Linked DNA regions of Homo sapiens: all the other regions are linked to region 2. A link is a loop called in an ENCODE intact Hi-C map of the cell type or tissue named here. Cell type or tissue: heart right ventricle. All regions are shown on one strand. Region 1 has its middle 50 kb from the start of NECTIN1-DT. Region 2 has its middle 100 kb from the start of LINC02744. Region 3 overlaps LOC105369526 (a long non-coding RNA gene).

Region 1 (8,000 bases), 110 kb before region 2:
TGGTCCTCATTGCTTCTGTCACCTGCTCCTGAGAAGGGGGTGAGGCGATCATTTCTGCTTCCTCTCTGTAGCACCAGAAGGCTCTAACCTGCTATCTCAGGATTCCCACAAATAGGAAGTGCTATATTTTCTTTTGCATAAAAGATTTTAGCCTATATGGCCCCACCTTCTACTTGCGTCACCCTTCTCTCCTCCCATACCATCCCCCTCGACAAGCTGTCCTAGAATATCGAGACGCTCTCATTCTAATTGGAATTGTACACCCACCGATGGGTGCCCTGAGTGGTACTGAGCTCTCCATTACTGGAGGTGACCAAAGTTAATACACTCTTGTAGCTGCCCTGACACAAAGGGGAATCCTGCATGGTTGAGAAGTTGAGCAGGAGAACTTGAGGAAGTCACTTCCCACCTTTAGATTCCATGATTCCTTCAAGTACCTAGCATGGAGCTAGACAATGGGAGAGACTTTGGAGAGAATTGAAGTGCAGTCTCTGGCCTCAGAGTATATGCAGTTCAGTTGGGGAGATAAAACAAATGCATAAGAGATCCCTAGAAAAATCTGGGGCCGGCACAATTGCCCTAGGACACAAAGAAGAAACCTGGACAGTGGGAAGGCATGGGAACCCTGGAAATAGCACAGAGTAGAGGTGAAAATGAGTCAGACCTCTCCTTCCTCATACAGAGTTGAATCTGGCCTCCCCAAACACTTCCCAGTGCCCTAGGCTGCTGCCTTGGGTCACTCAGAACAGAATCTGCACATTACATCTGCAATGGGCTGCCCCAGCTCTTGCCACTCTGCCTCTTCCCGCTGTAGGGTGAAGACTCCCTGTTGTCTGCTAAGCTCTTCTTATGAGGGTGGCAGCAGAGCGTGGGTTTAGGAGCATGTTTCTGGAGCCAGATCTCCCAGATTGGAATCTTGACTGCACAACTTCCTAGCAGGATGACCTTGAGCAAGTTATTTCAGCTTGCTGTGCTTCAGCCTCTCATCCCCCAAAGTGGGCTGATAATGGTGCCTGCCTCACAAGGGCAGAGTGAGTTAATAGTTGTGCTGGGGACTTGAAAGAGTGCTCAGGATACAGCGTCACATGTTTGTAAAATTAAATACAGGACATGACTTTAGCCCCTTCCCCCACATGCTTTCATTGTTCTCCTGCGGAGGTGCTGGGGGTGTCAGTGCCTCCTTTATGGTGGGAGAGCCGGGACTGAGCATGGAACTTCAGAGGCAAAAGACCTTGACCTCACTCAGTCTGGCCAATATTTTATCAGTGCAGCCCCACCCAAGATTCTCATGTTTAGATGATAGTGACCTCATCATGTTCTTACCGTGTCTCAAGCTGGCTTTCAACCAAAACTTGAGTCTATTTTCCACGTGTTGCAGAGAAACGGGCTCCACCCCTTCTTGTACCTGTACAGCCAAACATTTTTTCCCTGCTTTATTTTTATTTTTTAACCTTTGTTTTAGGTTCAGGGGTTATAACAAATGTGAAGGTTTGTTGTATAGGTAAACAACACGGGGGTTTGTTGTATGGATTATTTCATCACCCAGGTACTAAGCCTGGTACCCAATAGTTCTTTTTTTCTGCTCCTCTCCCTCCTCACATCCTCCACCCTTAAGGAGACCCTAGTGTATTTTGTTCCCCTCTATGTGTCCATGAGTTTTCATCAGTTAGCTCTCACTTATAAGTAAGAACATGCAGTATTTGGTTTTCTGTTCCTGTGTTAGTTTACTAAGGATAATGGCCTCCAGCTCCATCCGTGTCCCCGCAAAAGACATGATCTCATTCTTTTTCATGGTGCAGCCTAACTTTGTAAGAATAGAATTGTCCCTTTCCCACTCTCTGCTACTATGGGACATGTGAACTGCTACCCCAGCCTGTCAAGGTCTTTTTGGGGTCCAGGTCCTCCTGTTGGCCATACGGATGGGGTCTTCATGCCCAGGAGCATCTGAGAGTCTACAGACAGTGGGCCACTGTGCTATCCTGCTGTGCTCACCATGGTCTTAGACAGAGAGAGGCCTCTGGGCTGGGGTGGTGCTGAGAGAACAGACCCGGTTTTTCAGGTCTTCTCTTTGGTCCTGGTGGTCTGGAAACTTCCTTTGCCTTTACCAGAAAGCTTTACATCACTCACAGATCTTGTTCCAGTGAGGGACAGCCCTCGGAATGTTCTTGTTCCCTTGAGGTCTTTCTGGCAGGTGATGACATGGCCTGCATGCTTGCCACCTTCCCTGTTCCCAGCTGCTGGGCCTCGACTCTGGGCTGATACAAGTCTACCCTCTTCAGTCCCAACCAGCTCCTCTCTTGATCCTCCAGCAGCTTTTGGGGGGCTTTGAGCCCTTGGCAGAGAGCCTCCCCAAATTCAGAGGACCATGACCAAGCTCATCACTGCCCAACAGGGCAGGCCAGGCATGGTGGGGGTAAAAAGCTCAGCTCTTCTCTTGCTGCTTCCAGGAGGTGGACATTGCTGGATCTCCCAGGCCGAGCAGCATTGAGCGTGCCCGTTGTACCCCTGTCTGCTCCTCCAGCCCTCACTTAGCCCAGCCATCTGCAGTGCTAGGTGTGCAGCTCAGCCTTCAGCAGGCTGTGGGGCCCGAGGCTGTCAGACAGCGGATTCTCATCCCGCCTTCAGAGGTGCTGAGGAAACACGAGATGCACCACCCACCCACGCCACGGTGACATATGTGGCTCTTCCACATGCCAGCCTTGGGATTCTCTAGTCTGGACACCCTGGGTGTGGGTACCGATATAGTGACTTCCCTACCTTCCAAGTGGAAGGATCTGGTGCCTGTAGGGTAGCCAGAAGACAAGCAGGGTGAACTGGAGTTTTCTTCTGCCACTGGCTTCAGGATCACAGGCTCAACTTGACCTCAGCGGGGAAGGCAATAGCGGGCTTGTCATGCTCAGCAGGGAGACTTCCAGCTGCTGAACATCTGCAGGGCCCACCAGATACAGAGCACATTTGTGCAGGGCATGTCCTTAAGAAGACCCTGACTTGGCACGGTTGTGGCCAGGGGAGTGACGCCAGGGGATGAAAGGAATGACCTCTCAAGGCGCCTCCTCACATGAGGTGCTCAGGTGGTGCCCGGGCAGATTCACACCTGAATCTGTCTTGCCGGGGGAGTAGAAAGGTTCTGGGACAGACAGGGACACATGCTTCCCAAGATAGCACATCTGTCGTCTGAGCACCGTTCTGAGGCAGGTCGACACAGATTTATGCTGGTACACAAATTCAATAAACACCACCAGCCTCCTCCTTCCTGCAGGCAGCCTGCCTGGGAGGCTGAGGGCTCCACTGGGGTGAATTGGGACCCTGAGGCCTCTGTGGGAAGGGCACTTGAAGGATCCAGGTTCCAAGGGTAGGATCAAAAAAGCTGATGTGGCTCCTGCCTTCAGAAGTCCTGTGCGTGCCTCCGAGCAGGCCCAGATCTGGCTGGGTCACCTTGTGCCCTGTCTGCTCTACTGTAGCTCCAGCGCTTGTAAAATGAGGCTCGGCATTTCCAGTCCCTTCCTCTGTGGTCACTCAGTGTCCTGGAGTGATCCCTACCCATTTTCTTGTCCTCTTTTCACCCCACAGAGCCCTCTCAGCTCCTGGAAGGGCTGGGTGATGAAGACAGAACCATCCCATCCCGTCCCTCCTCTGGAGATTGTCCAGGGGCTCCTGCTCTGGAAGGGGGCAGTGAGGGCAGACCCCCTTGCAGGCCCAAGCTCTGCCCATCACTGGACGTTCTCTGTTGTGGGCTGGTGGGGTGGGCTGTGAGCAGGCCTCAGAAGTATCTGTCACCCTGCACTCAGCTTGCTGTTGGCGCAGAGAATCGGTCATGTCTGTGCTGCACTTCAGCCTTGTCATTTTACAGATAACATGATGGAGGCCAGAGAGGGAAAGTGACTTGCCTGAGGCCCCAGAGCTGTCACAGAGTGGCAGAAATGGCTCAAAACCCGGGCCTCCTGGGTCTTAGCGTGATAAGCTTGCTGGTGTCCTGGGACGCTGACTGTGCCTTCCTGCCCCGGGAGGGACATAGTTCTGGCAGGGGCACTCAGGGCAGCTCTGCTTCCCACCAGAACAGGGAAGTGGGGTCTCACTCTATCCAGCCCCCGCCGCACTCCATCCTGACATCACTGGCCTGTGCTCCCTCCCCCTCTCACCCGAGGCACCCGAGCTCTGGAGTTGACTATCTCAGAGAGGTCTGCGGGGAAAGGGTGGGTGTGCATTGCAAGGGGTGGGAACTCTGGCAGTGTAAAGGGCAGGGGTAGAAGCAGTGCCAGGGCATCAGGGCTATGGAAGCCCAGCATGCTATGCAGAGGCTGCTCCCCCAAGTCCCCTCCAGACTCCAGGGCCAAGAGCTTCAGATGCCACAGCTGCTGCCCTGCCGGGTGCCCCTCGCCTGCCACCACTGATTGCAGTATGTGCCGTTCCATTTTTAACAGTCCTGCCCGGCCCCGACTGCCTGAGCCGATCCAGAGGCGGGCCCTGCTCTTGATTGCGGCACTAAAAATACCGGCGAAGCCTCTGATGAGAGCAGGGGCTTGGTCTCCCCTTTGCCTGCACATCAGCTCTTTGCTGCCTCCCTGCAGAGTGGCATGGGGGGACCCTGGAGGCAGGGGCTGGGGGGCAAGGAAGCTCCATTACTCCCATGACCTTTGCAAGCATCTAGATAAAAAGCAGAATGGCTATCCCGATATTTGGAGACATGGCATCTGGGGCCTTTCTGAATGTTGGGATTCCCAGGTGTTTTGTGTTGGGTAGACACAGTCTCATGGTGTTTTGAGACTCCATGTGTGTGGTTTCCTGAGTCTGTGCTGGGGAGGGAAAGCTGGAAACTTTTCCAGGCCTCCAAGCTTTTTCCTCCTCCTCACTTCTCATTTCTGGTCAGTGGCCAAAATCTGAGGGTTCCACCTCCCGCATAATCCCTCCCACCTACTGCCTCCTTTCCAGTCCTGCTGCCTCCGCCTGGCTCTGACCTCTGGCTGAGCTTTCCCCTAGCTGCTAGGAGCCCCTCCAATTGCCCATACCTGTGCATGTCACCTGCTGCTGTCAGGATGATTTTCTAAAGCCCAGCTCCCATCAGCCACTGCTCCAGTCCAAAACCTAACCCCTTGGCCCAGCATATAAGACCCTCTATGATCTGAACTTGACAGATTGCTCTAGTCTGATTTCTTTTCTCTCTCTTTCCTTTTTCCTTCCTTCCTTCCCTCCCTCCCTTTCTTTTTCTTTCTTTGTTTTCTTTCTTTCATCTTTCTTTCCTTTTTCTTTCCTTTCTTTTTCTCTCTTTTTCTTTTCTCTTTCTTTTTCTTTCATCTTTCTTTCCTTTCTTTCTTTCCTTTTTCTTTTTCTCTTTTTCTTCTTTCTTTTCTTTCTTTCTTTTCTTTCTTTCTTTCTTTCTTTCTTTTCTTTCTTTCTTACAGGGTCTCTCTCTCTCTTTCTTTCTGACAGGGTCTCACTCTGTCACCCCAGCTGGAGTTCCTTAAAACTCATTGAGTGACCTCCCTGGGCCGGTTGGAAACAAGCTGTTCTCCCCGCGGGTGTCCAGGCCCTTGCCAAGGTATCTCAGGTTTGCCATCACTGGGCATGGGGGTGCTTCAAGGGAATGGGACCCAGGATCCACCCCTTGTTGGATTAACATGTTCACAGAAAGGGAGATGAGTGAATCTTACCAGATGGGGCTGCCTGGTCTGGGGATAGTTGCTCGTCTGACCCAGGCATGGTGTTTGGGAAGCCGCTGGACAATATTCTACTATGTAAGCACTCCACTCCCCAGCCCTCCCCTCCCCACCTGCGAGCACGGACCCTAGAATGCCAGAGCTGCCAAGGCAGCTCCCTCTTGTTGACATATGAGAAAGTGAGGCCCAGAGGGGAAAGGGGATTTTCCTTTCTTTCTTTCTTTTTTTTTGGAGTCTCACTCTGTCACCCAGGCTAGATTGCAGTGGCACAATCTCGGCTCATTGCAACCTCTGCCTCCTGGGTTCAAGCGATTCTCCTACCTCAGCCTCCCAATTAGCTGGGATTACAGGCGTGCGCCACCACACCCAGCTAATTTTTTTATTTTTAGTAGAGATGGGGTTTTGCCATGTTGGCCAGGCTAGTCTCGAACTCCTGACATCAGGTGATCTGCCCCCCCTTGGCCTCCCAAAGTGCTGGGATTACAGGCGTGAGGGGGCTAGAAAGGGGATTTTCTGAGTCAAAGAACTAGAGCTACAGCGAAGGCCTCCCAGGTGCTTGTGAAGTGGATCTCCCAGCCCCACCCTCCACCATGGCCTCCTGCCTCCTTCATTCCCTTATCTAGAATCTCCTTCTCTCCCACTGAAATCCTGCCCATTCCTTAAGGGTTTGTCTGTCCCGTGAGCTACTAAAGCCCCTTTCTGTGTATCCTTTGGTAAGGGCTCTCCACTTCCCATCTCCCCTGCTGGACTGTGAGCTCCTGAGGACAGGGACTGCATTGGTTTCAAGTGTGTAACCAGTTCAGTGTCTCCATGCATGTTTCCAGGGCTGCGTGCATGTTTCTGGAAGGAATCAATGAATGATCCAAAAGTCTGTTCCACTGAACTTGCATTTGATGGCGGGTGTGGTTCCTCCTGTAGGAATTCACCCCACTTTAAGACCAGATGATGCAAACGCAGGCAGTAAGAGCCGCGGATGCCTCCCATCCCCTTCCACTGGCTGTTAGCATCGCTGCCCGGACACTGCAAACACCAGCCCATAGAGGGCTGCCCTTTCTGTGAACGTGTTGTCTTTCCTGCTCACCTCTGCCCCGAGGGACGGGGAGGGTAATTATCTGCCGTGGTGTCAGAACTTTTATTTCTTGCTGCTGCTGGGCTTCCGCCACAGGGAGAGTAAGACGGAACAGAGATACCAGAAGAAAACATCAGCACGACAGTTAAGTGCCACATTTTATTTCTTTGGATTCGCTGGGTGTAAAGAGTATGTGTATGAATGTAGCACTTTTAGCAGAAGGTCCTCCCTGGTGGTGTTGAGAAGAGGCCGTGGTTCCTGCCATCTCTTCTGCCTCCTTCAGGTCTTAGGCGGGGAGGGTCTGGCAGCCTGGAGAGAGCAGCAGAAGCCCTCTTAAGCTTGCTGAAGGCCTGGGGGATTTATCAGAAGGATGCGGGAGTGCCTTGTGGGACCCACAGCCAGAAAAACATCCAGGTCTCAGGGGAGCTGAGAGGCTCCCAAACCCAGTGAGCTGCCTTCCCTCGCTATTTTCCCTCTCCGAGGCCACATTGGGTCTCGTCCCTGCTGCTCCCTCTGCTCCATTTTCCTGCCGTGCTCTGCAGATCTGCTTTCTTTGCTTACTCATCAACACACGGTCCTAAAATAGCTGCATGGGCCTCCCCCGGTCTACCCTGGCTGCCTGATCTCAGCTTCGGGCCTAGCCACAGACTGACTCCCCAGCCCTGAGCCCCTTAGTTCTAAGATCTTAAGACAGAGTATCTGATTGGCTGTTGGTCACCAAGAGGCTGTCTCCTGCTGGAGCAGGTATCCATTGGTCCAATTGTCTGAAGCCAGCAGGCAGGGGCAGGTGGCCCTGGGGCTGCCTCCTTGGGATGGATTTGTTGGAAGGAGAGGCTAGGCAGGCAGGCCTCCCCTCTGCAGCTCTAGTGTCACCCAGGCCCACTAGGATCCAGTGAAAGACAGCATCTTACTCTCTTTTGTGCTGCTATAAGAGAATACCTGAGACTGGGCAGTTTATAACGAACAGAAATGTACTTCTCACAGCTCTGGAGGCTGGGAAGTCCAGGATTGAGGGGCCGGCATCTGGTGAGGGCCTTCTTTCTGCATCATCCCATGGCAGAAGGGCAAGAGAAGGAGCCTATGCCTGAAAGCCCTTTTAGTAAGCCCTCCCGTGAGGGTGGGGCCCTCACAGCCTAATGACCTCTTAAAGGCCCCAGCTGTTAACACTGTTACATGGAAATTAAATCCCAACATGAGTTTTGGAGGGGACAAGCATTTAAACCACAGAAGGCAGTTTCCTTTTCAGACCCAAGAGTATTGGCAAGGGTACACCTCAA
Region 2 (8,000 bases):
AACGTAAGCATCTGCAGATCACAGATGCCCCTCTTTGTCCTCACCCATTTCCTGCAGGGCTGCCATCCATGGGGTGACCCAATCAGACAACCCCAGTGCTGGTGGCTCCTGAACACTGGGGCTGGTCTTAGAGCATGAGGTGTGTGGTGAGGGTGCCAGGTGGGAGGTGGGCAGGGGAGTGCCGGGGGACTTCCTACAAACCTGCTCCTCAGCTTTTCTGTCATTTAGCACCTCTGGTCCTCCTGGCCTCCCCAGGCCATGCCCAGGCCGAGACACAGCTACTCCTCCCCACTCTACCAGCAGCCTGCAGCCTCCGTCCATGCCCTGGGCTGGCGGCGGGAGAAAGCGCTGTCAGATCTCATCATGTCAGTGCTCCAGCTAGAACTCCAGCTGGGCCGAGTGACCTTGTAGGTTTTGAGGAACACGGGCAGCTGGGAAACAGAGGAATGGACTGGCCAAATTTGTACCATCTTCCCAGCTGGAGGGAGGTGGGAGCCGGGCCTCTTCTGAGCTCCAGCTCCTCCGTCTCACAGTTGCTGTTTGGGTCTGTCCCTTCAGCAACCTGGCCACAGCTGGGTGTGAGATTAGACTTTAGCGTGGCTTTTCTCATTCTGCGAGCTCCAAGGAATTCATTATCAAGGAAAGAGGGGATTTCTTCTCCAGGGTAAAGAAGGTTCTAGCTCCTCGTGGAGCCTGTGTTCTCCGATGAGTGGCTGAAAAACCACAATTCATCTCTACCGAGCACTTTGCAGTTGTAAATGCATGATCTCTCTGGAGCTTCACAGTATACTCACAAGAGAGGAACATTCAGCTGTTTTTATTACAGTGGAGGAACCAGAAGCCCAGGGATGGTTACATGAACTGTCCAAGCCAATGCCACTGGGCACCAGCAGAGAGGGGACCCAGAGCCAACCTGGCTGACTCCATAACCAGATGAAGACTTTCCCCTGAAGGTTATTTCTAATGGTGAGATCATTTCCTTGCCTTTCTCTTCCTCCCTCCCTCCAGCTCATCGATTGTGGGTAGCCTAGAAAACAAAGTCAAGATTTTGGCTTAATCTCATCGAGGTCAACTTCCTGAAAAAGGTGGGTTGAAGGCAGTGCAACAGGCAGGAACCCTGACTGGGGCAACTGTCAGGGATCCATCAGGACATGCCCCAGGGTAGCTTTTGATTATCATGGAGGACCCTTCCCCAGCTCTTGGTGTCTGTATCTTGGCAAATCATCTTCCTTGTCCCCATCCCTTTGCTGTCTTGGCAGCAGAAGGGATTTCAGTTCGACTTTGGGAAGAACATCCCTGCTCTCCCTTTGAGAAGAATCTTGGACAGGTTCCTATTCTTTCAGGGATACCACAGTGTGGTCAGGTTGCTACTTCTTGACACTGCGTTTGGGTTAAGCCCGTTCCACTCCTGTCTTTTGTTTTTGCTTTTTCCCCTAATCGTCTATAGACTTCCCTGGTGCAGAGCAATCACCCTATGGAGCATGGCCCTGAAGCTGAGGGGTGCAGTGGAGGCCATGTTCGGGGTCGGTGGTGACATAATCCTGGAAAAGCTCCATCTGTCATCTCTGGCCTTTTACTGTTGTAACAGCACTTATGGTCCCAGCCAACTGCTGAGGAATCTGTCTGTGGTTTAATTAGCCTATAACTCCAGCCTCCCCTACCATGCAAGAAAGCAATAAACAGCTTCCGTCCTCTTAGAGGGACTGGGAAGTCACAGCAGGGGGAGCTCCATGGGGCCTGAGGCCAACAAGGTCTTTGAGGACAAATGAAGGACTTGGGGACCCACAGGGGACTCTTGGCTCATGCCTCCTTTCTCTGCTTGGGCCGTGGGAGGCCAGCCAGTGGACCTCAAATGAAAAATAGCAAAAGTAGCAAAACAACCCCTCATGTTTACAAAGAGCCTCTCATCCATCAGGAGCGTTCTAAGACAAGATCTCAGTAGGAGCCACTGCGGACCTTGGTTTATTCTTATATAAATGAGGCCATTGGGCTCAAGGATTCCTGAAGTCTCTTCTCCGACCAGACTTTTTGTGGGTTCCATGGTCCTAATAGAATTCTGGTGATGTGATGACACCTGGAGCTGGTGTCATTAGCCTCATCTTAGAGTTAAGAATGCCAAGGAGCAGAGAGGGAAGTGACAAGCCACAGCCCATTCAGCGAGTCCTGCCAGAGCCAGACCCAGACCCTGGTGAGGTGGGTGGTGGAAGGAGATGGACCCTGATGTCTGTCTTCTTAGCTCAAGGAGATGGAGGTGGGAGGATGGGGGCCAGAGGCCCTGTAGCTCTTCCCCTGATCCATTTTGAGGAAGGGTCTATCCTATCACCCTGCAAGAGCGGGAGGCTGGGGAGCTTATCTGGTGATGGTGGGGCATCTGGTCCCCACATGTGCAGACCAGGATCCATGCCTGAGCCTCTCCACTAGCATACCTACTCCAAGAACGTGGTCTATTTTGTTTCCTGTGGTATCCCCAGTGCCTAGAACAGTATCTGGCATAAGATGGTACCCAAGTAATGCTCGTCATTGAATGACTGAGAGACAAGTCTAGGCCCCTGGGATGCCAGGGCCCCCATTCCCCACACCCTGATCCTCTCTGCAAGTCCAGACACATGAGCAGTGTAAGCATTGCTAGCCGGGCACTGGGCCACAAAGGTTTCCGAGATCCAGAGAAAATCCTCCCCTGCTTGGCTCCCCACTTTTTTCTGGTTGCATCTGAGCACCCCCTGACTTTCTGCCCCTTTCCCTCACCTTACCCAGTCCCCTCAGTGTGTGATGGATGTCCTGCCAGGGACAGAGGGTTCGATCTGGATTTCCAATCTCCTCTGGATGCACCAACGCCAAAATACAATACACAATTACAGGGACACGATACATTAGTGATCACTGAGAGAAAGAAGCCCCTTTTAGGCAGCAACGCCAACGGCTGTGTCTAAACTTATGGATACAGTCAGCTCAGAGTCCCTCCAGTCCCCGGGCAGGAAGTGAGCAGTCTCCAATACCCCATACCCATCCTCCCTCTGGGAGTCCTTCCAGGCTCCAGAGCCTCAGTTACCTCTACCTCTCCCATGTAGCCAGCACCATTCTGTCCCTTGGGGTTTTCTCCCTCTGGCTATAGCAGAGGACTTGGTCTCCCAGCACCTACTCTGTGCTGCCTTCCAAGCATGTACAAAAGCCCTTTTCCTTCCAAGGGACCATCTACTGGGCCATTTAGGGAACAGAGGGGGGGTGACAGATCCCACAAGATAAGAGACAATCATGTGGGCTGCCACCTGCACCTGCGAGTCACCATCCCTGGCCTTCACTTCTTGCCTCCACGGTCACCACTGTTTGCCCTGCTGGCCACTGGCTTCTCTTTCACCCCAGATACCCAGAGGCCTGGAAACACAATCTGGGCAGTACAGGAAATGCAACTGCCCTCCCTGTCTCTAGGGCCGGACCAGCTCCAGACGGCCTCCTGCCTGGGCTGCATCTGTCTGCACAGGGTGCACCAAAGAGAGGATCACCCCCTCCTCTCCAGAGTTTTGAAAGCTAGGATTCAGGATCAGGATCTGTAAGCCCCTAAAATTACATGACAACTTGGTGTCTATGTGTATCTGCACTTTTTCTGGAAAGAGGTTTTCATAGCCTTCAGATTCTCAAAGTCCTTTAGAACAAAAAAAGGTGGTCCATGCCTACAAGGGTGGTGACAAGAGCCGAGTGGGTGTGGGGGCTGAGCTTGCTGAAATAGTAAATAGGAGTTTGGAAGTTTATTTTATTGCCTTAAGCCCGGAATTACATTTTCTTTGCATGTGGATGAGTCTGCTTTTCTGGTTTGCCAAATAGGTTGACCATTGATGTCCAGGTGAACACACAGAGTTAGCCCAGCCCAGACCACGGCATAAACCCAGGGTGTAATTCAGCCCCAGAACAACCCCCAGGGCAGGGGCCAAACACCTTTAAAGCAGAGCCCAAGCTATCGCAGCCACCCAACCTGAACACTCAGTGCGCAGCTGACAGCCAGCTGGACGTGGGGCTGAGTGACCTCAAGCCTAGGCTGAGGGTCCCTCAGAACACAGCCCCTTCCCTCAAACCCTTGGGGTATTGGAAGAGACTCCGCTGAGGCCCACTCCCAGCTACCAGGTGAGGACTCCAGGCACCTTGCTTGTGATCAGGCCTCCAATCTCTGCATATTCCAGGAACATGAGTCTGAGCTTGCTCGTCTCACTGAGAAAGCACGCAGGCCAGGAGACCAAGAAGCAGGTGGGAGGTAGGTGATAAATATCACAGCCCCTCAGCCTGCTGAGACCGTATGACCTTTGTTGAATCACCTAATCTACTTGGCTAATTATGCCCATTTCCCCTTCTCTCTTTTCCTCTTACTTTTCCTTCCTTGTCACAACGTGGTACTTCAGAAACTCTCTCGGAGGAATTTCAAGGAGCTGGCTGGGTCTCTGTGGAACACATTGCATTATCTCATTACGATCTCGCCTGGTGATCGGATTCCGTTAGCTGACTCTCTTTATTAGCAGGCAAAAGCAAACTTATGAAATGCCTTTAAACCTGGATTTCCTTAACAATCTATCACTGGGGAACTGACAGCTCTCGCTCGCTTCCCTCTGCCAGAAAGAATTAAGATTGTTCCTAATTTAATCTCTCTTCCGCATCGAAGGCGGATATTTGTGTTTCAGCAGCAAACTTGTATTAAAGGCTCTTGGGTAGGAGGCTTTGGATCGTCACAGACTAACTCTGATAGGTGTCTGTGTGCCTTCGTGCAGATGGGGCTGGCCCTGGCTTCAGGGGCCCTGGGCAGAGGCTCCCAGATGCTGCCCTTGATGAAACTTGCAGCCCTGTGGCCCTGCTGGGAAAAGATAAGAGGGCAGATTTGAGAATCACTGGCTTTGTAGTGTCAGCGTAAGGGTGTTGGGGGATGGCTGAGGCTGTCACAGACACTGCCCATTGTACAGCTGTCTGGCACGTCGGCCCTCTAGCTTTCTACAAGTCAGAATCACCAGGCTGCTCTTGACAGCATTCCAGCTGAGCTGTGCCCTGGCTGTACTCCCATGGGCATGGTGCAGGGATGTTGGTACCCCCCCAAGTCCCCTTTGCTGGATGGGTGCAGCCCATCCCCCAGCCCCTGTGTGTGTTGGCCACTAAAGCCCCCAGCTGCCCCTTCTCTGGATAATTCACCTGAGCTGAGTAGGAGCTGCCTGCCATCAGAGGCTAGCTACATGCCTTCTCAGTTCCCTTGCCCTAAGCCAACAGCTGATGACCGACTAACAGACAGTAGGGAAAAAAGACCGGGCCCCTTGCCTCAAGGTGAGCCTGACCTTGTGGTATCATTTGTGCTCCTAAGCTCCCGGTGGATTGAGACTGAAGCTGATCTCGGGCCCAGACCACATCCTTATTTCCTTCCTTCTCCCCATTTCTCCTGAGAACGCTTCTCCAGCAACACTTTCACGAATGTCTGCTTCTGGGATATGGTTGCCCTTGGGCTGCTTGGGCTTCTGGGCTCTGATGTGCCTCCCTCTGGGTCAGATTGGGCATGGAGGGACTTGCTGTGGACAGTCGAGGCTGGTGGTACCCTGCAGTCAGCCGTGAGCAGTAGCCTGGCCCCACAGGCTGCTTCCTGAGGACCTGGCACTTCCTGAGAACCCCCACACACCCACCCACCATGGAAAGGTTTGGCTGTGGGTGCCTGCCTGGGACACCCCCCATCCTTACTTGTGGAGCACATAAGCTGCTCTCCGACACTGCTCTGAACCATGGCCTCTTAGACACGCATCACCCCAACCAGGACTGTGGAGCCTGACGTGGCGCTCCCTGCCAAGCACATCACGTCCCCTCCAGGCACTCTGCACGGAGATTTGGGTGGCTGCAGATGAGGGGGAAAGAGCTGTGTTGGAAAATCCTATTATCTAGCCAGGCCCCCACTGTTAGCCCATGCATGAAACCAATTTACAAAGTGTGAGTCAAAAGCCTCCAAGGACCGCCTGTTCTTGCGGGAGCCCAGCAATCACCCTGCCCGCGGGCCTCTGCAGACGCAATGCCGTCTGCGCTCCGTCCACTGAAAAGCTCTGCTCAGAGATGTCAGTCAGTGCCCTGGGCCGGCCACCCCCCTGCTCTGCTGGATGTCGGGAGAATGTATTACTGAGAGAGAAGAGAAACACTCTGAATGGAGCATGATTATTTTCAGATCTCCATTTTGCTGATGGCTTGAGCAAGCCCAGGTGAGACTCCTCGGGTTACAGAGGTTTTCTGAAGGTCATACTGTCTGTCCATCTTCTGTCGCCGGGTGCAGGCAGGGGCGAGGAGGCTCGGACCATAGTTGTAACTGGGGCAAGGCACTTAACCTCCTCTGAGCCTGGGCTTCCTTTTCTATAAAAGGAAAACACCTGCAGAGGGCTAGCAGGGCTCCATGAGATGACGCACACAGAAGTGCCCACCACACAGTAGGCCCTCAACACATGTTTATTATCATTTTTGCCTGAAACACAATAGTTTCTACAAGGGTCCCAGGAAGGAGATGCTTCTGTTTTCTTTGTAGAATAATCTTACGTGTCTTAGCCTGTGTAACAGGCAAGAAAGTTCTCTGATCTATCCAAAGTGTCGCTTATGGAAAAAGAAATTACTCTGTCTCAGAAGAGACCTGTTACTACTAGCTAACACTGACCGAGTACTGCCTGTGTGCCAGGCACTGTGCTGGGTATTTTACACACATTTAACTGTTTAAGCCTCACTACGACCCTGGGTGCTGGATACTGTTATTATACCTGTTTCACAGATGGAGAAACTGACAAACAGAAATTGCCCCAAATCACACAGCTAGTAAGTGAAGATGGGATACAAGTACGATGTAGAAGATGTTAACAGAGGGACACCATGAGATGCTTATCTCAAATTCAGTCACCCAGCGTGTGAGACCAGAGTTGGGGATTCTCTGCTCTGCTTCATCTAGGGAAGCTGCGGCTGGAGAAGTGGGCCCACCCTCTCCTCACACCTTCGTCCCCCTCCTCCTGGCTCCCCATATCAGATTTGAACAGAAATTGGGCCACTCCATCTTTGACATTAGCCTCCTCCTCAAATGTCCCAGCAGGCTGGGGAGAGCCTCAGAGATGGGAGCCGGCTTGGGCCTACAAATCTCGCCTTCCTGCCCAAACCGGGGTTCAGCCCACTAGGCCATTTTCATCCAGCGGGTCAAAAAGGGCATTGCCAAGGCTTCTCTTCCCCCGATCTCCTGCTTCTAGGTGTCCTGTTTCTCAGTGGACAGTGTTGATCCAACCAACTACAGAAGTCTGTCCTCCATTTCCCAGGGACAGGGGTTCTGGTCCCTTCCAGGGGCAATGAGAGTGACCTCTAGGTCTTAGTGTGAAGGATCCTGGAGGTCACACAGAACACAGCAATGACATGTGTGGGCTCTTGAGTCAAGTCAATGTTTGTATGTACTGGGACCTCACTTTCCTCACCTGTAAAATGGGGAGTTGGGGGGATTTAATGTGTACAATGCAGTGGCTAAAATAGGTTAAATAATGGCTACTACAGTGGCTAGACCCAAAATTAAAATTTGCCTTTCCTGTTTGGATCATCTGGAAAATTCACTTTTTTTTTTTTTTCTTGAGACAGAGTCTCACTTTGTCATCCAGGCAGGAGTGCAGCAGTGGCACGATCTCAGCTCACTACAACCTCCACTTCCTAGGTTCACGTGATTCTCCTGCCTCAGCCTCCTATGGAGCTGTGATTACAGGTGCCCACCACCACACCTGGCTAAGTTCTATATTTTGAGTAGAGATGGGGATTTCACCATGTTGGCCGGGCTGGTCTCAAACTCCTGACCTCAAGTGATTCACCCACCTCGGCCTCCCAAAGTGCTGGGATTACAGGCATAAGCCACTGCACCTAGTCTCACATTTCTACTCAAAGCAGTCGTAAGGTTCAGTGAATCAATGTGAGGGCTTTGTCTCTCAGCTTGATCTACAAGTTTTTGACAAACCAGAGGTGAGCGGAAAGGAGAAAGAAGCTGAGGTGAG
Region 3 (8,000 bases), 52 kb after region 2:
GGCAGGAGCAGAGAATAGCAGGTGGAGACACAGGCTCAGTGTGGTGTGAATCAGGAAAGATCTGGGGGCATATCTGGGAGTGGCCTCTCTGTGAATTTGCTGCCTCCAAGTGCTGGATTCTCCAAGAGGCACCAATAAAGGCTGGGTGCACTCAGATGGACTTCTCTGTGCCAGAAGGGTACCCATGTGTAAGCATCTGTCATCACCTCAGTGGCTTTGTACAGAGATAAGATGGTTACCATTATAATTCTTTCCACTTTTAAGATGGATAAACTGAGGCTTGAACTGTTCAAGTTCATACAGCTAGTAATGGCAGCAAGATTCAAATGTGTGGCTGTCTCACCTCAAAGTCCATTCTCTTTCCAAAAAGCCAAATGAGGTGGCAAAGGGGAATAGCAGAAGGAGATATATGGCTTTAGGGGTGGACAGTGAGGGGTTAGGAGTAGGAGGAGGAAGGCACTGGACAATGCGTTAATTTGGAGAGTCAAGTTATGTAGAAAACTATTGACATGGTGATACAAATGGCTCACTCACCTCTTTATTTATTTTAGGTTGTGTGTTTTTAATTGCAGTAGCCATCTCCAAAAATGCCATCCAGTAACCATGCCCTTGTGTGCTGCCCTTTCCATGAATCTGAGCTAGCCCCATAATTTGCTTTTGGCCATTGGATGGTGGTGGAAGTGATGCTGTGTGACTTTTGAAGCTGAGTTACAAGCAGCCTTGGACAGTCTTTCTAGACCTCGTGGAGGGCTCACTCTGGGGGAAGCCAACCAGCATGTAAGGAGCATAACTGCCCTGAGACCGCCGTGTTGTTAGGATGCCCAGCTAGCTATGTGGAGAAGCTGCATAGACTGAGGGAGAAGCCCAGCTAGTCCCCAGTTATTCCTGCCACCCTAACTGAGGCACCAGACCCATGAGCAAAGAAACCATCATGGATGTCCTGTCCCATCCAGCTTCTGTGACTGTAACTGTATGAGGACCCCAATGAAAACCACACAGCTGAGCCTAGTCAACACACAGAGCTATGGAAGATAATAGTAAATTGTTGCTTTAAGCCACTTGGTGTTTATTCATTTGTTTGGAGGGGGTCGGGGGCAGAGAGATTATGCAGCAGTCGAAAACCAGAACACTTGCATAAATCTCTATGAAGCTGGACATCTCTCTAGACCTGAAGAAGCTCCAGAATGCCCTGAGCCTGGCATGACTACAGGGCCACTCTATTCCCCCGCTGGAATGATCCAGAGTGCCAGGAAAACAGGCCCTTCACACAAGGCCCTGAGTCTGTTTCCTGGTTCCTCCATGACTAGCTGCAAAACTTTAGACAAGCCAGTGCTCTCTCAGCCTGAATTTTCCCATCTGCAAAGTTAGGCAATAGAGTCAATGGATCATCAAAGATTCTTCTGCTTCTCTGCCTCATGAAATATCACTCTGTGCCTAAGAGATGAACACACCACCTAGAATTCCCCCTCTAGGCGTGCCCTTTCTCGGTTCACTCACATGATAGGCATAAAGGCACAAGGAGAAAGGAGCTCATCTGCGCTGTTTCTGGGCTTCAGGAATCTCCAGTCACCAAGTGAGGCTGTGGGAGGGCCAGACATGCCAGCCAGTACCCAGGTTCCCAGCTCCATGCCCCTCCTCAGCCTCCCTTGAGTTTTTCAGTGCTAAAGAGGGAGCACCTGCTCCAAGGCCCAGGTAGTTCTGGAATCCCAGCTCTACCTGAGAAGAGGAAGTTCCTGCCTGCCAAAGAAGAGGGGCCTCCTGAGAGGAGTAGGCTTCTCGGTGGCTGCAAAGCGTCTGGTGACAATATTTGTGTCTAAAAATACAGCAGCTGAGAACCAGCTAATTGCAGCCTCTGGAGTCATTCATAGCTCAGCGTTTCACACCACACTTGCACCTCTTCCAGTGTTTCTCAGGAGCTGCCACGAAGGAGGCCACTTATGGGTGGAAACCCAGCCAGGAGGGCCCAGGATTGGGCCTAAGGTCCAGGGCATCCTTTCACCCAAGAGCCCAGCCTGGTACCAGTATGTAGCTGGCACCTAGGAATAGAGCAAAGAGAGCAAGTTTCTCAAGTCAGCTGAATCCCCCCCCCTCTACTCAGATGCCCTTGGCCACTTGCCCATCAGGATCCATTCAGACCTGTTGGGGCCCCTCAAAAGGCAATGGCCCAGGTATAACTTCATGAGTGAGATGTACTCGAAGAGATGCACAAGGTCCAGGAATTACCTTGCTGGAGACGGCCTTCTGTCCTGGACCTGCAGCCGGCAGGGTGCTAACCTTTGAGCTAGGACCTCTGCTGGACTGGGTCATGGGCTAAGCAGGGGTTGGGACCCCATAGCTCCCTGCTGTGGATCCTCCTTTCTTTCAGAGCTTCTCAGATGGCTCCTGTCTCGTCTACCAGGATAAAGGGCATGACTCAAGGTCACAGGATGTGACGATCTGAGAACTTCAGCCACAGCCTCTCTGGTGCCCCACACTGCCTGAACACACAGTGGACGAAGGTCATGGCAAAAGTAGAAGGAACCCTGCGTGGGGAATGTGTTTGCCTCAGGCTTTAGGAGAAGGAATTTTTTTTTTCTTAATCAGGGAGGCATTTTAAAAGCACAAAGCCAAACTAACATTTGTGTAGTATTTTTCACTTGGCAAAATGCTGTCACACACCTAGTGCTAGGTGGTTCCCATGTTAATTAGATGAGGTGGTTATTATTATGGCGTCCACTTTATGGGTAATTAAACTGAGGATCAGAGGGGCTGAGTCATTTCCCCAGGGTCACCAAAGTCATGACCAGCCTTGAACTCAAGTCAGGAGCCCTCCTGCTGGGTCAGCAGGCCCAGCACCGCCTCCTGGCCCAGCTTAGAAGCTTGACTAGTCAGCCCCATTGGGGTCCCAGATTACAGAAATGCCACACTCCGGCCACACAGCCCTGAATCCAACCTAAATCCAGCTCCATCAACTTCCCCCTATCTGCGAAATTCATTTGAATCCCACTCTGAATCTGGATCCATTAACCTTTGACCTATGAGAAATGAGTCAGAGCCTAAGAAAAAGCGGGCACCTAGAGAAAGCAGGGAGCAAAAAACAGAGTTTCTGAGAGCAGGGGCCCTCTGCTTGATGGTCAGCTCCTCCCCTGGCACCTGGGCCAGGTCAGCCGATGCTCTGTGTGGCCAAGAGAGGGCCAGACCTGGCCTCTGGCTGTGAGTGGCTGGGACGGCGAGCAAGACCCAGCTACATATCTGTCTTCAGCCCCTGCAACTGGGAGAGCAGCAACTCAGAGATCAGCCGTTTCACCCTTCTTCCTAATCACCGCGGGCGTGATGGAACACCTTGACATTCTTTAACGAAAGTTCAACTCCACTGCCACTCGGGGCGCTGCATGAGGAATGAGGTTTATGTTGAATCCCAGAATCACAGAAATTAGAGATGAAAAAGGACGCTGAGGTCAGAGGCAGCCCATCCCCATGGGGCCAAGTGCACGTTCTTCTCGGTAATAGACTTTCCCTTTATTCCTCCAGTCCAGGTGGCTGCCTCCCTGAAGACCATTCTCCACTGTTTCTTGGAGAAGACACTGTTGATAGAAATGAGAAGTCTGTGCTGATCCCTGCATGATTTGCTTTGAAATTTATTAATCATCCAAAAGCTGGTGAAGAGGGGAAAAAAGAGAATGTAAACTCATCTGGTAGCCAGCGTGCCTGAGTGCGAAGAAGGAGGAGAGCCAGAACCCTCTGGGTTTCCAGCTTGCTATAGCTCTAGGGCAGCATGGGACAGTGTAGACTGATCACTGACTTGCTATGTAACCTGGCAAAATTTTGACTTCCCTGAGCCTCAGTTTTCTCATCTGCAAAATGGGAGCTCATGATGCCTATGCACAGGGCTGTTGGAAGATTAGAGTTAACAAAGGTTTAGCACCTCATATTGTGCCTGACCCATGTGAATTACTCCGTAAATGGTAACGATTATTACTAACATTACTTTATGACTCTCCCCTCTCCAGATCCGTGTCCCTGTCTGTAACACAGGGCTAAGCAAGTTCTTCAGCTATTGGGCTTCATCCACTCAACATTCCACTGGCACTTCCAGAGCTGCCACCACACTTCAGACTCCCAAGGCTAACAATGACCAAGAAAGACAGATTCTCTGACGTCATGGAACTTACTGTCTTTATGAATTTCCAGGGAGAAGGGTGCTAAGATGCTAACATGGATACTAACCATCTGATGCAATATTCTGCTGCACAGATTGTGACCTATGACTCACTGGGACATGATAGAGGTCACAGAAATGCCAATGACATCCCAAAGACAGTGTGGGAGTGTGTTGTCTAGCTTCTTAGCAAACCCCACCCCCACGGTGGCATGACCCCTGCACCATCTTCTCCCACCCTGGGATCTCCTTCCTACCCCTCTGCCCATGTCAATCTGGAAGGTACTTTTATACACACACACACACACTCCTAATAGCATCTAAATCAGTCACTCTCAACCTTGGCTGTGCATTAGTGGTGCTTACCTATGACAGGGCTAGGCCCAGGCCACACCCAAATCCATTAAAGCAGAGCGTCTGGGGTGGGACCCAAGCATCAGAGTTATTGGCATCTTCCCAGCTCGAGAACCAGTGCTCTAAGCGGATGTGGTCGTCGGGGGAAAGGCAAGGACCTCTGGTCTTTACAATCTTCTTGATATCACTGAATAACCTCAGTTTCTCTGTCTGGGCAAGGAGGGTACTAATACCTCCCTCTCCAGGCCATGATGAAGGTAAAACAATATTCTGAAAGAACCTCAGGAATCCTGCCCAGATGAGAGGCACTGGCCCTGTGGCCTCTGGGCAGATTCACTGGAGAAAGTGGTGGGTGTGATGGTTTCCCTGGGGGCCAACACTGAGACTTCCCAGTGTTTGCTCTACCAGGGTGAGCATCACTGTGGTGAATGTCCCTTGCAGAGCTCACATCTGTTGCACCAGGATACTTCCCCTGAAGCTGAGCTGCCAGCCCCAGCCTCCCATTCCCCCACCTCCTTACCATGCCCTTCCTTTCCTTCTCTGGCCAGGCCCGAGTCCTGCCATCTCTAGATGCTGCATTTCCAATACTTTCGGCCCAATAAACAGTTGGCAGGTGTCAGGTTCCCAGGTTTGAAAGGGGTCTATATTAATCACAGAGATACACACCTGTCAGGAGTCCAGCTAATGTCCTTCAGAGAGCCCTGGAGGAGAGCGGGAGAGGCAGGGCTGATCTGAGGGCGGAGCACACTGAGGAGTAAGGAGAGGCTGGGATGTGCTAGGGCCACCAGACCAGGATGTACTGGGGCCGCCAGACCTGTCCACGGAGTCCAGGCGGGGGACTCCCACATGTCTCAGGCATCATGAGGGGCTACAGAAGCAGCATGAAAACAGTCCCCACCCTCGCCCAGTTCATGACCTATATTGGGAGTGACACACGCTGGGCTTTAAGATGCTTGCCAAGCAACATACAGGCAAGTGCAAAGTAGTGAATCCAGGTTGAGGAAGTGGGTGAGGAGAAGAAATATCAGGTGAGAAGCAGACCTGGGGGTTGGGAGAATGGGGTAGGAAGAGTCCCAGATATGCAGTGAAAAGTCATGCCCTGTTAACGGGGAGAGAATAGAAGGAGGGGAGGGGAGTGGAGGGAAGAGGAAGGGAGCAGAGGGGCTGAGAGGGGAGGGGAGGGGAGAGGAGGAGAGAGGAAGGGAGGGGAGGGGACAGGAGAGGAGTGGAGGAGAAGGGAGGGGAGTAGGAGGAAGGCAGTGCACATTGCATGCAGTAAGGAAAGTATTATGTTATAAAACTTTGTTTCAGCTTTTTGTGGGGTGAGTGTGTGTACTGGGTCCTGAGATAAAATTTCTTTCTTGCATGATCTAAGAAGTATGTGTGCATCACAGGAGTCCAGGCTTTGAGCCTGGGATCAGCACAGTTCCTGACTCTGACCCACACACCATGAGCCAAAGCTCTAGACCTTTCAGAAATTCTTCACCATCAGAAAAATGGAGGTGGCACGCCCTGCCGCAGCTGATCAACTTCCCAGATGTGCTGCGAGCCTGCAGTAAGAGAATGGATGTGAAAGTGCTTTGTAAACTGAAAATTCCAATGAGAAAAATCCATTATCATTAGGTACAGTTAACCAGAAACCTAAGAGGTAAACTTAGATCTGGATTTTGGGGGGTTTGTTTGTTTGTTTGCTTTTTGAGATGGAGTCTCACTCTCTCGCCCAGGCTGGAGTCCAGTGGCACGATCCTCAGTTCACTGCAACCTCTGCCTCCTGGGTTCAAGCAATTCTCCTGCCTCAGCCTCCTGAGTAGCTGGGATTACAGGCATATGCCACCACGCCCAGCTAATTTTTGTATTTTTAGTAGAGACAGGGTTTCACCATGTTGGTCAGGCTGGTCTCGAACTCCTGACCTCATGATCTGCCTGCCTTGGCCTCCGAAAGTGCTGGGATTACAGGCGTGAGCCACCACACCTGGCCTAGATCTGGATTTTGAAGAAGAAGAAGAAGATAATGATGACGATGATGACAGCTAATGCTTAGATGGTGCTTGCTATTCACTAGGCACTGTCCTATGATGGGTGGAATACAGGCTGTGGGGAAGGAGGGGCTGCTCTCTGTGGCAAGAGATGGGAACTGAGCTAGGCAGGTGGCTACAGCCACAAGAAGCCCTGGCTACTGGGCTGCAGCACATGGCAGATCACACCAAACAGAGATGGTACATTTTGGGGTTGGGTGCACAGGGACAGATCATCTGGAGTATGACGTGGTTTCCTTTGGGTGTCCTGAAGTCCCCAGCAAGAATGCTGAAACATGTCTGTCATGTTCCCTTCTACAGGAGAAAGAGATAGAAGTGGCCTGGCTTTGAAACATGGTGCTATCCCCTAGCAAGCAGAGGAGGAGCTTCCAGACAGAAAATGGTACCTTTCCCCAGAGTCTATGTTGAGGTGCACCAGCCTTTCCAGTCCTGAGAAAAGACAGAGTCATGGCTCCAGGGCAGGTGGGCATGCCTGTGTCCCAGGAGGCACTGTTCTTCCTGGCCAGAGACCCATGCCCACTTCAGAGGAGCCATGAAGGAGAAACACCAGGCCACAGTGGAGGACTGTGATCAAGGAAAAATTGAAGAACTGCTGCAGGAAATTGGAGCTGCCAATCTCCTAACAATTGGAATTTTTTTATACTGTGCATTTCACAAATGTATGGTAAGTGCTTGGGAATCACAAAGGTCCTATAAGTATTCAGTATTACAAGTCACATCCTGCTAACACAAGTACCATTGCAATGAAACTTTCTGTATGACAAAAGCAATTTCCACATCCTGGTCGGTGGCCCATTTATTTCAAACAATATTCAATATGCCAACAGTGATAGCTCCCTTCTCTGAGCAGGCAGGCTGATTGTCTGTCCTGTTAATTCTGTAAAGCATGCATGCACCATCTTGTACCATTCACCATTGTTTGATGCTTATTATTCTTGCCTTGAAGTCCTCAAGGACAGAGAAGATCCTGCCCTAAGGAGCAAGTGTGCGGAGGCCACCTGGCCTTCACTGGTTCCTGCACTGAATGTTTCCTTCTCACCTGCTGAGTACCAGGTGTTACCCCAGGTATGAGATGACCACGCCAGGAAGATGTAGACCCCGCTCTCAAGGGCTTACAGGCTGCAGGGCAAGTAGACCAGCAAACTGCCATCAAGATTCAGTGTGAGAGGTGCATTCTACAACAGCACTCAGAGCAGGGATCCAGGGAAGTGGTGCCTAACATAGACAGAAGGAGTCCAGGAGGACTTCCAGGTGGAAGTGACATCTAAAAGATGAATGAGAGTCATCCAGGCAGGTGAGGTAAGGAAAGGGTCAAGGGTCAAGGCAGTGGGACAGTGGTGAGAGCCAGACTAGAATTCCAGGTATTTGGATCAGCACAATGATAACAACAGCTCACTTTTAAAGAACACTTGCCAATGCCAGGCACATAGTAAAGGCTTTATAAGCATTATTTCATTTAAGCCTCAAATCAA

What was found. Hi-C counts contacts between places; a loop is a spot of excess contacts. Peaks named below come from ENCODE experiments on the same cell type or tissue, not always from the same donor. Only the 100,000 strongest peaks of a DNase experiment are listed, where the experiment ranks them.
Region 1: a loop joins it to region 2, with 16 times the contacts of the local background. A loop is called at or near these places in 8 of 110 quality-filtered maps.
Region 3: a loop joins it to region 2, with 2.2 times the contacts of the local background. A loop is called at or near these places in 3 of 110 quality-filtered maps.

Annotation. Positions count from the first base shown.
Region 1 is chr11:119,775,541-119,783,540 of GRCh38, forward strand. No RefSeq gene overlaps it. Among named protein-coding and RNA genes, the nearest start is that of NECTIN1-DT, 50 kb to the left of the region's middle. In heart right ventricle, a CTCF peak has its summit at 6,979; DNase peaks (open chromatin) are centred at 4,386 and 4,883; H3K27ac peaks cover 4,148 bases.
Region 2 is chr11:119,886,684-119,894,683 of GRCh38, forward strand. No RefSeq gene overlaps it. Among named protein-coding and RNA genes, the nearest start is that of LINC02744, 100 kb to the right of the region's middle. RefSeq lists enhancers at 239-738, 2,338-6,266. In heart right ventricle, no CTCF peak of the experiment used is centred here; DNase peaks (open chromatin) are centred at 4,958 and 5,958; H3K27ac peaks cover 2,033 bases; H3K27me3 peaks cover 1,540 bases.
Region 3 is chr11:119,938,941-119,946,940 of GRCh38, forward strand. It overlaps LOC105369526 (a long non-coding RNA gene), which reads left to right. Exons shown (of 8, transcript XR_948083.3): 3 at 552-4,749; 4 at 5,868-6,115; 5 at 6,829-7,192; 6 at 7,475-7,593. Among named protein-coding and RNA genes, the nearest start is that of LINC02744, 52 kb to the right of the region's middle. RefSeq lists an enhancer at 3,628-4,827. In heart right ventricle, no CTCF peak of the experiment used is centred here; no DNase peak of the experiment used is centred here; H3K27me3 peaks cover 1,005 bases.